2 separate regions of the Homo sapiens genome follow, and region 2 is linked to region 1. The links are chromatin loops, found by intact Hi-C in ENCODE. Cell type or tissue: gastrocnemius medialis. All regions are shown on one strand.

Region 1 (8,000 bases):
AACCAGTCCCAGTGAGATGAATCACGTACCTCAGTTGGAAATGCAGAAATCACACCCATCTTCTGCATCGATCATGCTGGGAGCTGCAGACTGGAGCTGTTTCTATTCGGCCATCTTGGAATGCCCCCTAGATCAGTCTAGAAATACAATCTTTTTACATTGATCTTGTATTCTGCAATCTTGTTGAACTCGTTTATTACTTTTGATAGTTTTTTTTACTAGATTCTTTAGAATTTTCTATATACAAGATTATGTCATTTGTGAATAGAGATAGTTTTACTTCTTCCTGTCCAAAATGGATGGCTTTTACCTTATTTTTCTTGCCTAATTGTCCTGGCTAGAACCTCCAGTACAATGTTGAATAAATGTGGTGAGAATGGGCATCTTGTGTTGTTACAGATCTTAAGGGAAAAGAATTCAGTCTTTCACCATTAAGTATGATGTTAGCTGTGGGTTTTCCATACATGTCCTTTATCAAGTTAATGAAATTCCTTTCTATTCCCAGTTTGTTTGATGTTTTTAATCATGAAATAATGTCAGATTTTGTCAGATGCTTTCTCAGCATTAATTGAGATGATCATGTGATTTTTTCCCTTCATTCTATTAATGCAGTATATTATATTGATTGGTTTTCTTGTGTTGAACCACCTTTGCACTCCTGGGATAAATTGTACTTGGTTATGTGTATAATTTTTGCACACTGCCAGTTTGGTTTCTTAGTATTTTTGTTTACAATCTTTGCATACATATTCATAAGAGACATGGATCTGCAGTCTTTCTGTGATGCATTTGTCTTATTTTGGTATCAGAATAATTTCTGGTCAGTTTCTGGGGAACAGATCATCTCATATTCTAATTTCATGGAATGAATTAGGAAGAGTTCCTTCTTCTATTTTTTTGAATTTGAGTTTGTGAAAAGTTGGTATCAATTATACATTTGGTAGAATGTCTGCATTGATGCCATCTGTTCCTGCTTTTCTCTTTGAGTAATCTGATTTTTTGTTACTAATTCATTCTTTTCCATTATTACAGTTTTGTTCAGAGTGTCTATTTCTTCTTGGGTCAGTTTTATTAGTTTATGTCTTTCTAGGAATTTGTTCATTTCATCCAGGTTATCTAGGTTTTTGCATATAATATCATATATTTTGCATGTATTCCCTTTATAATCTTTTTTTTTTTTGTCAATCTAGCTAAAGGTTTGTTAATTTTATTGATGTTTTCAAAGAACATGCTTTTGGTATTGATTTTTATATATTGTTTTTCTCTTCCTTGTTTCATTAATTTCTATTCTAATCTTTATTATTTTCTATCTTCTCCTTGCTTTAGATCTTTCTTCAGCATCTTCAGGTGGAGGTTAGGTTGATTTGAAATCTTTCTTTTATAATATAGGCATTTATAGCTATACATGTCCCAGTAAATGTCACTTCAGCTGCATCCTGTAAGTTTTGGTATGTTGTGTTTTTATTTCATTCATCTTAAAGGAAATGGTGGGAGAGAGAAACACGATAGGAAAAAAAGTTAACATTTGTTTTTTGTTTTGTTTTGATACAGAGTCTTGCTCCGTCACCCAGGCTGGAGTGCAGTGGCACAATCTCAGCTCACTGCAACCTCCACCTCCTGGGTTCAAGTAATTCTTATGCCTCAGCCTCCCGAGTAGCTGGGATTATAGGCGTGTGCCACCATGCCCAGCTAATTTTTGTATTTAAAAGATATTTAAAACACGATAGGAAATATTTGTGTTTAAAAGACATCTTTCTTCTTTTTAATATAGGCATTTATAGCTATACATTATAATATGTATAGCTATAAATGCCTATATTTTTGGATTTTCCTTTTTATTTCTTCTTTACATAATAGTTACTTATGACTGTTATTGTTCCACATATTTTCAAATTTTCTAAATGACATTTATATTTTAATGAGTAGAATATAATAAAGGTGAGGAGACATCACTTTTGAGAATAGGTTTCAAAAGACTGTGACTTCTCTCTCGTTTGCACATGCTCTGCTTGGCTTTTCCCACTTGCTTATTCTGATAAAGCAAGCTGTCATATAATGCACCACCATATAGAGAGGCTCATGTGTCAGGAACTGAGGGCAGCCTTTGGCCAAGAGGCCAATAAGGGACTGAAGTTCTCAGTCCGATAGCTCACAAGGAGCTGAATCCTATCAACAACCATATAAATGAGCTTGGAAGTGGACCCTTCCATAGTGAGCCTTGGTTGACAGCCTGATTGCAGTGGTATAACACAGTCTGAGCCCAAGGACCCAGTCAAGGCATGCCCAGATTTCCGATTCACAGAACCTGTGAGATAATAAATGTTGTTTTAAAACCACCAAGTGTTGAGGTAATTTGTTACATAGCAGTAGATAAATAATAAGATGTAGTTGCTTCAGAAAGAGGGCCTGGGTCCTTTGAATGGGCCAGATGCTTATTTTTATTTTCTGTCTCCATGATGTAAGAGGCCTAGAAAGGACCCTACCTCATACATTGTCTCTGTGCCCCACCTTCTCTACTGGAAACTGAGTGTGGTAAATCAGGTTGGATCTTTTCTGGGGAACTGACCATCTCAGATTCAGGTGAGGAAGAACCAAAAGGCCTCCTTTAAGTTCAATTCTTCAACTCAGAGTTTGTATTGGGTTGGTGCAAAAGTAACTGTGGTTATTGCAGTTACTTTTAATTGCAGAAGCCGCTATTACTTTTGTACCAACCTAAATATTAGTGTACAGTGGGGCTACCATGTCTAAAGTGTTCATTTGTTTCCCATTTGGTTATTGTCCTTCATAAGTAAGTTTGTTTGTTTATAACCTTAAGGGTGGAAGGTGAGAGGATAGAATGAAGCTCCCAAGCCCTACACCAAACCCTCAATAGAGATAATGAAAGCAGAGCATTCAGTACATAGTAAGTGCTCAACAAATGTGAACTTTTTGACTGGGTGCAGTGGCTCCTGCCTATAATCCCAGTACTTTGGGAGGCCAACGGGGGGAGATCACCTGAGGTCAGGAGTTCAAGATCAGCCTGGGCAGCATGGTGAAACCCCATCTCTACTAAAAATACAAAAATTAGCTGGGCATGGTGGCACACGCCTATAATCCCAGCTACTCGGGAGGCTGCGGCATAAGAATCGCTTGAACCCAGGAGGTGGAGGTTGCAGTGAGCTGAGATTGTGCCACTGCACTCCAGCCTGGGTGACAGAGCAAGACTCTGTATCAAAACAAAACAAAAAACAAATGTTAACTTTTTTTCCTATTGTGTTTCTCTCTCCCACCCAGTGCTCCAAACTCACTCAAGTTATGACATAGAGTCTCAAACTGTCTGCATTACACCCTGGGGTCACTTGTATTTTGTGGTAGCAAAGCTCCTAATTTGTTTGCTATTGATGTATTTATTGCTAGACCTTATTGAAAAAGGAATTCAACAAAATTCAACTCAACAAACACCTTGGTGATGGGCATTATGCTGAGATTGCACAAACAGAGGGGAATAGAACACAGTTTCTGTCCTTAGACCTGAATTCGGAACTAGTGCCTGGAGAGGGGGTTTGTTTTTACAGATCATCTCACGATTTGAAGGCCAGTCACTAAGAATCCACTCATTTTTTCCCCCATATTTCCCCAACTGAAATTACTCAGGAACAATGTCAGAAAGTCTAACACTTCCTCCATTTTGACTTCAGTCCTGGTGATGGGTCTTCTCTGAGGCCATCCATGTGGATATCTCCTAGGATACAACCATATCTGGAACAGAGGCCTGCACTAATGGAAGTCCCTCCATTACCCAATAAGAAAAATTGGGGAAAAACCCTGAACCTCAAGTCACTTCACAGCCACTTGTCACGAAATGTTCACAATAATGGTACAACTCAACAATGACTGCAGATGAATGGCTTCCTGCCTCTGTGTAATATACACTTGCACAATGGTCAGGACGTAGGACTGCTGTGAGAAAATGCTCTTGATCTGTGAAGTTGGAATCCAGGAATTCTGGAGGAAGATGGAGCACAGGTATGAGAGGAGGAAGGAGAGAATGACCCCTTCCCAGGCCTCCTGATCACGTGGGCACATCATGCTAACATTAACATATGAATGTGCGGGCTCACAGTTGCCACCTATTTGACAGCATTGACAGCAGGATGTTCAGTGTCCCCCAATTAATCCTGGTATGTCTCTGGTGAGTTCTGGACCATTGAGGTCCCCAGCCCACAGGCCACTTGAGGGCAGTGTCTCCCCACTGCAGCTGCTGCTGGGCTGCTCTCCAAAAGCAATGATTCTCCCTGCCTAGGCTGCTGTTTCCTGGGCCCCCAAAACTGCAAAGTCCTTCTGAGGCCAGTACTGCTGTCTGTTATTTCATCTTTTCTTGATGCACGCACTGCTAGAACCACACTGTGTTCTAGGTGGAAATCGCCAGCCCAGACCTACCCTGGCCCTGTCTGGCTCTTAGGCCCTTCAGCAACAATACATGTGCCCCAAGCCTCTTGCTTTCCTTTGTGAAAACAACCCCCCAAGGTCCTTTCCTCTAGTCTCTCCCCCTGGAACTTAAACTTACAACTTCTGTCCCACAGACTGGCCATTCCCTGCAAGCACATCAGCTGGTACCAAGAGGTTTGGGAGGCACTGCCCCACCAGTTTGTTAGATTCCGAATACATATCTCTGGGTGTCAGAGATACTTGTAACATCCTATTACAGTAGTTCTGGGAAATGGACTTTTTCTTCAGGGCAAGAAGAAAACTAAATTTTTTTAATAAGTTGGAATAGCACTTTTTGTCCCCCCTGTGGCCACACTGTTACAGGTATAACAGGTAGATATGAGTGAAGAAGACTAAATTCCTTGAGTAGCTTGTGTTGTATGTGACTGTGTGTGTGTGTGATGTTGACCCACGTGTACCTTAGTGCAAGATTAGAAGATCATAATGGAAGCCTCTCCCAGCTTCACTCTTGTCCTTCTGGAAATCCCATCCTGAGGGAAGGATGAGGTGAGTCGTGGCATGATGGCTAAGAACATTAACCAGTTTCCAGAGCAACGAAGGGAGCTTTGGAATCTGCCTTTAAGGAGTTTCTGTGCTATACTCCAGAAGAAAACTTAACGTTCAGTTTTTAGGTACAAACAGCTATGTTTGGACAAATAACTATGTCAGATGCTTGAATGAAAATATATCCTGGGTTTTTTCTTAGTCTTTCAAATGCATCCAAACCTTTCTGTTGTACTTTTCTAGGAGGCAGTTGTTTCTCTTCTCACAATGAATCAAGCCAGTTAAAAACTGCATGTTCTGAAAGATTGGATAAGGAAAATGTGGTATATGTATGCCATGGAATACTATGCAGACATAAAAAAGAATAAGATTGTGTCTTTTGGGGGAACATGGATGGAGCTGGAGGCAAATATCCTTAGCAAACTAACACAGGAACAGAAAACCAAATACTGCATGTTCTCACTTATAAGTGAGAGCTAAATGATGAGAAGTTACGAACACAAAGAAAGGAACAGCAGACACTAGAGTCTACTTGAGGATGAAGGGTGAGAGGAGAGAGAGAAGCAGAAAAGATAACTATTGGGTAGTGAGCTTATTACCTGGGCGATGAAATAATCTGTACAACAAACTCCTGTGACACAAGTTTACCTACGTAACAAACCTTCACATGTACCTCTGGACCTAAAATAAAAGTTTTAAAAAAAATAAAATTTTTAATTGCATATTAAACAAATTAATGTATAAGCCTGCCTGAGGGGTAAGGAGTAGAAGGAAAAAAGAATGAACACAGGTGGTGAGACTATGGCTACAGGCTTTGTTATTAACTGAGTGCTACTGTGCAAATTAGGCTTTCTGTGCCTCAATATCCAAACCATTAATGTAAGGGTTGTTAAGTTAGATTAGATATTCTTGTAGGCAACTTTCAATGCAAGTATTCTCTGACTATAGATATTCTCTCCCTCCCCCTTTTTCCCTCCTCCCCCATTTCTCCTCTGTTGACCTCTTTCTCCTTCCTATTTCCCTTCAAGATCCTGTTTCCTTTTTCTTATGTGTGTTGTTTTTATTCCAAGACTTTTACACAGGCTCTTTTATTTTCATCACCAGGCAATTTGTGCCAGCGAGTGTGATGCAAATATAGTTAGACAGGATTTTGGTTCTGACTGAATAAGAATTGCTCCACTTGAGTTTACAAAAAATACCCCCCAAAAACAAAAAACCACCACCCGGGCCCTCTAAACCAATTCTATTGAAAGTTTCTTGGCTTCTGAATTTAAAGAACAAGTTGTTCCTGTCGGAGATTCATTATAAAATGTTTGGTTCACCTCCTTCACCGTTAGTGACAAACACACAAAATGAATGCTCAGAGGAGTGTGCAAATCCGAACTGTCCTCCAGAGTAAGGACTCTCCCCTCTGCCGCTACATCAGTGAGCCCACGTTTACAATCTAAAAATTATCCTGAAGCCAAGTCTATCTAAGGACATGAATTAAGGATTCTCAGAAACTGAGTGTTTTCACATACACACACGTAGACACACACATGGCTTAGACAGTTCATGTCAAAATAGACTGAAATTAGCAACTTGGACTTTTAAAATAGTCTCTCTTACTTACGGAAACAAGTGGCAGTGATGGGCTGCTGAAATTGGGAAGAATAAGAAAAACCACAAAAATGGAAGCATCTTAAACTTCCTTCTATCAGTCAGTGACAGAATAGGATTCAATTGCTTGAGGTGGCTAACGTACTATGGCCAAATGATGGGAATCAGATGTAGCTTCCCTTTTCTTGCCACTTTTATCAAGGAGATAGAAAATAAAATTGGAGCAAGTGGAATAAACAACGCTTTAGTCCCTGAAGCCCAAGATAGGTGAGGAATTAAGAGCTCCTACTTCCCAGCTGAGTTACTCTCTAGGCAGTTAAGATTGTCAGGCCATAGCAGACACCGAAAAAGTCAGGGACCTATTATCCTAATACAGGGAGTAAGGGTGTTAGTAACAATAATCCAATCTGACATAGAGAGTCAATTCTAGAAAATATAGGTGGGTGAGCTTCATGCTGATCCCAGGATTATTTAATGGATGGTTCACAGGTACTTAGAAAACATTGGCTATAGGAAGCCAATACAAATTATTATTATTTTGAGACAGGGTCTCACACTGTAGCCCATACTGGAGTGCAGTGGTGCAATCACAGCTCACTGCAGCCTCAACTTCCCAGGCTCAAGTGATCCTCCTGCTTCAGTTTTCCTGAGTAGCAGGGACTACAGGCATGCTCCACCACGCCCAGCTAATTTTTAGATTTTTTTTTTTTTTTTTTGTAGAGATGGGGTTTTGCCATGTTGCCAAGGCTGGTCTCAAACTCCTGGCCTCAAGTGATTCTCCCACCCTGGCCTCCCAAAGTGCTGGCATTACAGATGTGAACCACTGTGCCTGGCCTAGGATTCTTTAAGAATAAGTCAAGTCAAGGTAATTCCAGATTTTTCTTACCCCCCTAGGTTTACTTAACAATGAAATAAAGGAAATGTACTTTATTTGGATTTTAGAAAGGCACTTTAAATTTTTTCCATGAATACTACTCAGCCATAAAAAGGAATGAAATAATGGCATTCGCAGGAATCTGGATGGAAGTGGAGGCCATTATTCTAAGTGAAGTAACTGAAGAATGGAAAACCAAGCATCATATATTCTCACTTATAAGTGGGAGCTAAGCTATGAGGACGCAAAGGCATGAGAATGATATAATGGACTCTGGGGACTTGGGGAAAAGGGTGGGAGGCAGGTGAGGGATAAAAGACTACACACTGGGTACAGTGGACACTGCTTGGGTGTGCCAGAATCTCAGAAATCAAATAGCTTACTCATGTAACCAAACGCCACCTGTTCCCCAAAAACTGTTGAAAAATATATTTTTAATATAGATATATATACTTACGTAGTATATACATATAATTCAAAAATTGATTCCATGATGTTCTTGAAGACAAGATGAAAAAATAACAGATCCTAAATAGTGTGGTTAAAGTTACAGGTG
Region 2 (8,000 bases), 360 kb after region 1:
TCCAGGCCAGGTGCAGTGGCTCATGCCTGTAATCCCAGCACTTTGGGAGGCTGAAGCAGGCAGATCACCTGAGTTCAGGAGTTCGAGACCAGCCCGGCCAACATGGTGAAACCCCATCTCTACTAAAAATACAAAAATTAGCTAGGCATGGTGACAGGCACCTGTAATCCCAGCTATTCGAGAGGCTGAGGCAGGACAGTCGCTTGAACCCGGAGAGGGTGGAGGTTGCAGTGAGCCAAGATGGAGCCACTGCACTCCAGCCTGGGCAACAGAGCAAGACCCCACCTCAAAAAAAAAAAAAAAAAAAAAGTGTTTCCAGAAGGAAGGGAAGATCAGCTGGGGCAAATTTGGCTGAAAGAATCAGGAAGTTGAGGACTGAGAAAAGGTTTGAATGTCACCAAAAAAGAGGAACTTTTGCAGTTTTGAAAAAGTTGTGGGGATAGAAACCAGCTTCCCTGAGCTGTAGATGCGACTGCTTTCACAGGAGTCTGCAGGCTGCTTGTGGAAATGGCTTGGCATAAGGAGGTGAGTTAAGTTCCCCCATTTGGATGGAGTACAGTGAGCCCCAGAATGTTATTTCTCCTATTTTCTTCTCCTTTCTGCCCCAATAAGTACAAAATGGGCTGAGAGTCACAGGGTTTGTGACCCGACAACAGTTCCATTTCCCTTTCCTCACTGTTGGCATAATGCCTTTTGAATATTATTTTCACAACTGAGGCCAGGTGCGGTGCCTCACGCCTATAATCCCAGTACTTTGGGAGGCCGAGGCTGACAGATCACCTGAGGTCAGGAGTCCCAGACCAGCCTGGCCAACATGGTGAAACCCCATCTCTACTAAAAATACAAAAAAATCAGCCAACGTGGTGGTTCGTGCTTGTAATCCCAGCTACTCAGGAGGCTAAGGCATGAGAATTGCTTGAACCTGGGCGGCACAGGTTACACTGAGCCAAGATCATGCCGCTTCACTCCAGCCTGAGCGACAGGGCGAGACTCTGTCTCAAAAAAAGAAAAAAAAATATTTTCACAGCTGGCATAAAATGAAATCTTATTCCTTTCCCAACCTTACATGAAGATGACTATTGCCCACTAATGCCTATTCAGAGAATGTAAATAAAATATAAACAAGGGCCAGGCACAGTGGCTCACGCCTGTAATCCCAGCACTTTGGGAGGCCAAGGCGGGCGGATCACCTGAGGTCAGGAGTTCAAGACCACAGACCACCCTGACCAACATGGTGAAACCCCATCTCTACTAAAAATACAAAAATTAGCTGGGCTTGGTGGTGCATGCCTGTAGTCCCAGCTACTCAGGAAGCTGAGGCAGGAGAATTGCTTGAACCTGGGAGGTGGAGGTTGCAGTGAACCCAGATCATGCCACTGCACTCCAGCCTGGGTGAGAGAGTGAGACTCTGTCTCAAAAAAAAAAAAAAAATATATATATATATATATATATGCATACATATGTATATATATGTGTATATATATGTGCATACATATGTATATATATGTGTATATATGTATATATATGTGTATGTGTATATATATACACACATATATGTCATTTTTCTTCACAAAAGAAGCTAAAATATATTTCTGTACCAAAAATAAAGTTGTAAACTGCTTTTTAAAAAATTCTCTGTGGGAGGCTTCCAAAAACATATTCTACAGCAATTATTCTGAAAGTCAGTATGTCAGAAATAAATTACTTTCTTGACCTAACAATATGTGCCCCTGGCACAAGGAGAGACATAAACAAATTCCTCTTCACGTGGAACAGAAGATAGCTAAGACAAGTTCCCTAAATTGTAAACCTTGGAGGCTGGGAAATTTGGCCAGTTTTCAACTTGAAAGCAACCTCTGCAATGTTAATCAGTTAAACCTGCGTTTGTGTCATAGTGTGGATTCACCCAGTAACTGGAAAGCCCAGGGAATGTAACATTGTCCCTGGCAAAGCTCAATAAATGGAAAGAGTGGAGTTTACTGAAAGTCACAAAACACCTGTTGACGGAGAATGTCCCCACTTCACCTTGAAATTGGGGATCTGACAAAAGAAATTGCTACAGGAAATTGTTTTCCATGATCACAAGTTGAACTCATAAATTGCTGACAGATAAAACAGGGTTCCTAGTTGAACTTAGATAAAAACTGATAGCCTGGTACAAGAGTTCTTAAGCATAGGTGGTATGTGAACTTGGACTGGGAAAAATATACAAACAGTCCGAGACTTTAGATTTTTTAACTTTATGATAGTGGGATAGTTATACATATTCAGCAGAAAACATTCTTCAAGTATCCATACAACCATTCTATTTTTCACTTCAGTACAGTATTCAATAAATTGCATGAGAAAGTCAACACATTATTATAAAATAGGCTTTGTGGACAGGCACAGTGGCTCACGTCTGTAATCCCAGCACTTTGGGAGGCCTAGGCAGGTTGATCACTTGAGGTCAGGAGTTTGAGACCAGCCTGGCCAACATGGTGAAACCCGGTCTCCACTAAAAATACAAAAAGTAGCCGGGCATAGTGGTACACACCTGTAATCCCAGCTACTCGGGACACTGAGGCGGGAGAATTGCTTGAACCCGGGAGGTGGAGATTGCAGTGAGCTGAGATCACGCCATTGTACTCCAGCCTGGGTGACAGAGCCAGACTTTGTCTCAAAAATAAAATAAAATAAAATAAAATAAAAAAGATTTTGTGCTAGGTGATTTTGCCCAAATATAGGCTAATGTAAGTGTTCTGAGCAAACTGAAGGTAAGTGAAGTTAAGCTATAATGTTCAGTAGGTTAGGTGAATTAAATGTATTATCAACTTAACAATATTTTTATGATGGGTTTATCAGGTTATAGCCCCATCAGAGGTTGACGAGCATCTGTATTTATTTACACTAATTTCTAACTGGAATTTAACATTTTCTTCAATTATCAATGTAGGGAACAAACTGCTAGAATTAACAAAAACTACAGATTTTTTTTTTCTTTTTTTTTTTGAGACGGAGTTTCGCTCTTGTTGCCCAGGCTGGAGTGCAATGGCGTGATCTCGGCTCACCACAACCTCTGCCTCCCGGGTTCAAGCGATTCTCCTGCCTCAGCCTCCCGAGTAGCTGGGATTACAGGCATGTGGCACCACACCCGGCTAATTTTGTATTTTTTTAGTAGAGACGTGGTTTCTCCATGTTGGTCAGACTGGTCTCGAACCCCCGACCTCAGGTGATCTATCCACCTCGGCCTCCCGAAGTACTTGGATTACAAGCGTGAGCCACCGTGCCCAGCAGAAATTACAGATTTTTTTATGTCACTTTACAGTAGTTGCAGATATTAGGTTGGTGCAAATGTTATTGAGGTTTTTGCCATTGAAAGTAATAGCAAAAATCACAATTATTTTTGCACCAACCTAATACTTTGAAATATCATTATTACTAGTTATTAGAGCCACTGTTATTTAATGCATTAAAAAGTAGCATATATATTATTATACCAGAAATTTGGAGGTTAAAAAATTATTCTGGTAACTTTATTTCAGTATAATTGGATTCTGTGGTTATTCTATGTATTTTGTTTTATGCATTTAATAAAACATTCTGAGGAGTCTGTAGGCTTCATCAGACCGCTGATGTGTCCAGCACACCAAAAAGTTTAGGAAACCTTGATCTAGTACTTTATGAATAAAGTTTTTAGGCTATCATCTTTTAGTTGCAGGCACAAAGATATGAACAAGAAATTCTATTTGCACCATTTGGTGGCCTTAGTAAGTTGGAATCTAGATTATCCTTTTTGCAAAGTAGTGTTATTTAGGAATAATCATTTAGTCTATATCCTGTACAATCTTATTTACAATTTTGGTTTTACAATCTAAGTACAATTCCTGTTCTGGGATTTTTTTTCCAGATATCAGCCAGAGATTTTGCCTCTATCCTATTTAGTGAAACCTTCTACCTCTTGCCTTGTTCATTGCTACACATCTAGTGAATAGTGCAATACAATTATACTGCTCATGCTTTAAGCAGAACATGTGGTTCAAGTGCAAGGAAGGAAAGACATACTACTTTCCTTTGGATGCCTGTTAATCAGGAACGCTCCCAGTTAATTTCTGGGGCTGGTGCAGACCCCAAAATGGCCAAGTCCCAAGGTGAAACACTGGAATTGAGTCAAACCTCTAAAGAGGTCTTGGAGTCCCATAGACATTCCTAAGGTAACTAACGGCCATGAGAAGAACATTTGGAAGGATCTTCAGCGCAGGAGCACAGCTTGCTGTGGGAGGCAATTCAATTCAGAAAGCACATCAGAAGCCTAGTAAGTTTAAAGTAAAAAACTACTGGGGCCAGGCATGGTGGCTCACACCTGTAATCCCAACACATTGGGAGGCTGAAGTGGGCGGATCATTTGAGCCCAGGAGTTCCAGGCCAGCCTGGGCAACATGGTGAGACACCATCTTTAATAAAAATACAAAAAATTAGCTGGGCATGGTGGCACATGCCTGTAATCCCAGCAACTCGGGAGGATGAGGCAGAAGAATTCTTGAACCCAGGAGCTGGAGGTTGCAGTGAGCCAAGATTGCGCCGCTGCACTCCAGCTTGGGTGACTGAGTGAAACCTTGTCTCAAAAAGAAAAACCTATTGGCAGGAAAGGCACACCTAGGAGGTTTCTTTTGTGTTTCGACCACATCTTGTTCATGTAAAATATTTGAAAGATTCAATGTACAATGTCAAAGCTGTTTTTAGGATTCTGATATCCCATGCACAAAATAACTTACCATTTGTTGCTTAGCAGGAAAAGATACTGGATAATCAAACACAATTTATCCATTTTGGTGTCCTTAAATGACTGTACCTGTTGTAACTGCTCTCTTGGCCAGAGAAATTATGAACACTTTACAGAAAAATGTCCCTGTACTGCCCCCAAGAGATAGAATCTCAGAGGTAGCTTTTCAAACCCACATAGTCTAAGAGCTTTGAAGCCTGCAGGGCCTATTAAAGACATTTATGTAGAATTAACTTCAAGATACCAGGAATACTATTTGGGTGATCAAGGTAAATATTCTTGGGATTTTTTTTCCCCAGACATCAACCAAAAACTGTATCTATCCTATTTGGTGCTTAGTTCATTATTACACATCTAGGGAAGGAACAGTAAAATTGTAATGCTCATGGTTTAAGCATAGCATATTCTCAGTGTAGGAAGAAAAAGAACAACTGTGCATTTGTCTTGGCACAGGACCTTTTGGAAGTTTAAAGAGCATACCATGGGCTTCTCATTATCCCCTATCTAGAAACAAGTCTGCTTACAGCAGTGTGAGTTCACAGAATCAAGCACTTCAGAGGGTCCTCCGTATTTCTCAAACATGACTGTGCCCTGGGCATGCTGTTGCAGTGCAAATCCTGATGCAGTGAGCCTGGAGTGGCTTTTTCTTTTTTCTTTTCTTTTTTTTTTTTTTTGAGACGGAGTCTGGCTCTGCCGCCCAGGCTGGAGTGCAGTGGCGCAATCTCGGCTCACCGCAACTTCCGCCTCCCGAATTCAAGCGATTCTCCTGCCTCAGCCTCCCGAGTAGCTGGGACTGCAGGCCTCCGCCGCCATGCCCAGAAATGTTTTTATTTTTTATTTTTTATTTTTTTTTAGTAGAGACAGGGTTTCACCGTGTTAGCCAGGATGGTCTCGATCTCCTGACCTCGTGATCCGCCCGTCTCGGCCTTCCAAAGTACTGGAATTACAGGCGTGAGCCACCGCGCCCAGCCCTGGAGTGGCTTTTTCTGACAAGCTGCCTAGTGATGCCAGAATTGCTGTTTCTGGAGTCCTCAGATAAGGACTTCTAGGTAGTGATGGAGCCAGGACTACTCCTGGATTTAGAAGGATTTAGAATAGGTAATAATAAGCAGCCTACAACTCAGGAAGATTTTAGGGGTGGGGCTTCAGCAAGACTGAATTACTTTTCATAAAAGAAGAGGGTATTTCCACCATGCCATGATGCTAGTCAATTTTTGCTTTACTCCCTCCAGGTTACCTAAAGCCCGAAGAGAAAATCAAATGTAGTGCAATATTATCCATAAATATTAACATGCTATTATTCCTTAAGGAATAAAGGTTCTTCTATTGTTAATAAGCCTGTCATTTTAACTTCTTTACTCTTCACAAAACTTTCTAGAACTTATCTTAAAATATTTTGATAATGAAGACACTGCTTATTATGGCACTAGTTTACTCTTTAGACAACTCGAAAGTTGTATTTATTTTAATTATATAAAGAATTGTTAGTACTTTTCTGGAGGTAATTACCACCGTTAGCACTTCACTGTATTTGGGGAAAACATGATTTTTTCTTAATGATCATACTTACCTACACCAAATGCTTTTATGCCTCACTTTCAGACCAGGCTGACAAGAGGTTTGTTTTTGCAGTATGTCTAGCAAAAAAAAAAAAAAAAATGCCTTTACTGTTTATTTACTCTTGTATTTTTAGAGTTTGCATTTTTAATGATCCTAATTTATTAGAGAATAATTCTCAGTGCTGCCGTCAGTATTCATTATTAATATCTTCTAAAGCAGATGGAGTTATACAAATCTAAAGATATGAGTAGCACAATCTATCTGCTTTTGCAGTAGGTAGTGTGTCAACATAAAACCGACAATCTTACTCATATACTACTCTCATTACAAAGATAATAACCTTCTGTAAGTCTCTGAAATCTCAATAATATGGATTTTGGCCAGGGAGGGTGACTCATGCCTGTAATCCCAGCACTTTGGGAGGCCGAGGAGGGCAGATTCCTTGAGCTCAGGAGTAAGAGACCAGCCTGGGCAACATGGCAAAACCCCATCTCTACAAAAAAAAAAAAAAAAAAATTAGCCAGGCATGGTGGTGTGCACCTGAGTCCTGGCTACTCAGGAGGCTGAGATGGGAGGATCGCTTCAGCCCAGGGGTTCGAGGCTCCAGTGAGCCATGATTGGGACACTGCACTCCATCCTGGGTAACAGAACAAGACCCCCCTGCAATAATAATAATAATAATAATAATAAATTTATAAAAATGAATCATGGTGCTGGGATGAGATAAGGCTGCTCCATTCTCATGGCAACTGATACCTGATACAAAAGTTTTTCCAGGCATCTTCCTTTAATTTTAAGAAAAGCTGATGAATATATGCCCATCTTGAGATAACTGGCACATATACAGCTTTACACTTAGCCAATGGAAGGGTTTTACAGGGAAGTCACATGGCCAGGTGTGTGCCCGCAGACTGCCACTTTAAGGCTCCTCCCCATTCACAGGTGAATAGGCTGAACTGAAAACAAAGCCCAAAATAGCAGCCTCAATTTCCACCAGTAGAGAATTCACACAACTAATCCACATCTCTGCCTTCCTCTGTTTGTTCCGTAATCAAACCGAACACCTATTTCCTCCTCTGGTTTCATGTTCATTTGGGCCTTGACACGTTGTTTTACCTGATCCTCTGTGTCATAATCCATCTTTCTTCCAAGAAGAGCTTGTGTCTTCTTTCTGGGCCCAGCATTGTTTGTATTGTCTGCAAGGCCATTTGACCACACTGACAAGGCCTGGTGAGCTTTATTCTGGGCAATCAAGAATGTGCCAAGGATGGCTCTTGCCTTTTTCTCAGAGAGTTTAATATCAGACACCAAGGAGGAAGCCCATTAGGAAGATATTGAATTCACAACAGAGTTGCAGTGAATCTTTACTCCCAAAGAAACAGCAATGCACAATGCAAATGGCTTATTTTATATATTTATTGAGGTGGATATAAAATTTATGCAGTGAGGTATATAAAGTACATAAATTTCAAACATGATGAATTTTTATATATGTACACATCTATGTAGCCATTGCCCAGACTGAAAGATAAAATGTTTTCAGCCTCCAGAAATTTCCTTTATGTCTCTTTCCAGCCAACCTATCTTAACGGTAACCACTTTAGTGACTTCTGTCATCACAAATATTTCCTTAAAGACTAAGTTCTTTTTTTTTTTTAAGTCAGGGTCTCGCTCTATG

The links. Hi-C counts contacts between places; a loop is a spot of excess contacts. Peaks named below come from ENCODE experiments on the same cell type or tissue, not always from the same donor. Only the 100,000 strongest peaks of a DNase experiment are listed, where the experiment ranks them.
Region 2: a loop joins it to region 1, with 19 times the contacts of the local background. A loop is called at or near these places in 11 of 110 quality-filtered maps.

What each region holds. Positions count from the first base shown.
Region 1 is chr18:50,503,098-50,511,097 of GRCh38, forward strand. No RefSeq gene overlaps it. Among named protein-coding and RNA genes, the nearest start is that of MAPK4, 53 kb to the right of the region's middle. In gastrocnemius medialis, a CTCF peak has its summit at 4,210 (motif pointing right); a DNase peak (open chromatin) is centred at 4,244.
Region 2 is chr18:50,862,105-50,870,104 of GRCh38, forward strand. No RefSeq gene overlaps it. Among named protein-coding and RNA genes, the nearest start is that of ME2, 13 kb to the right of the region's middle. In gastrocnemius medialis, a CTCF peak has its summit at 4,909; no DNase peak of the experiment used is centred here; H3K27ac peaks cover 2,897 bases.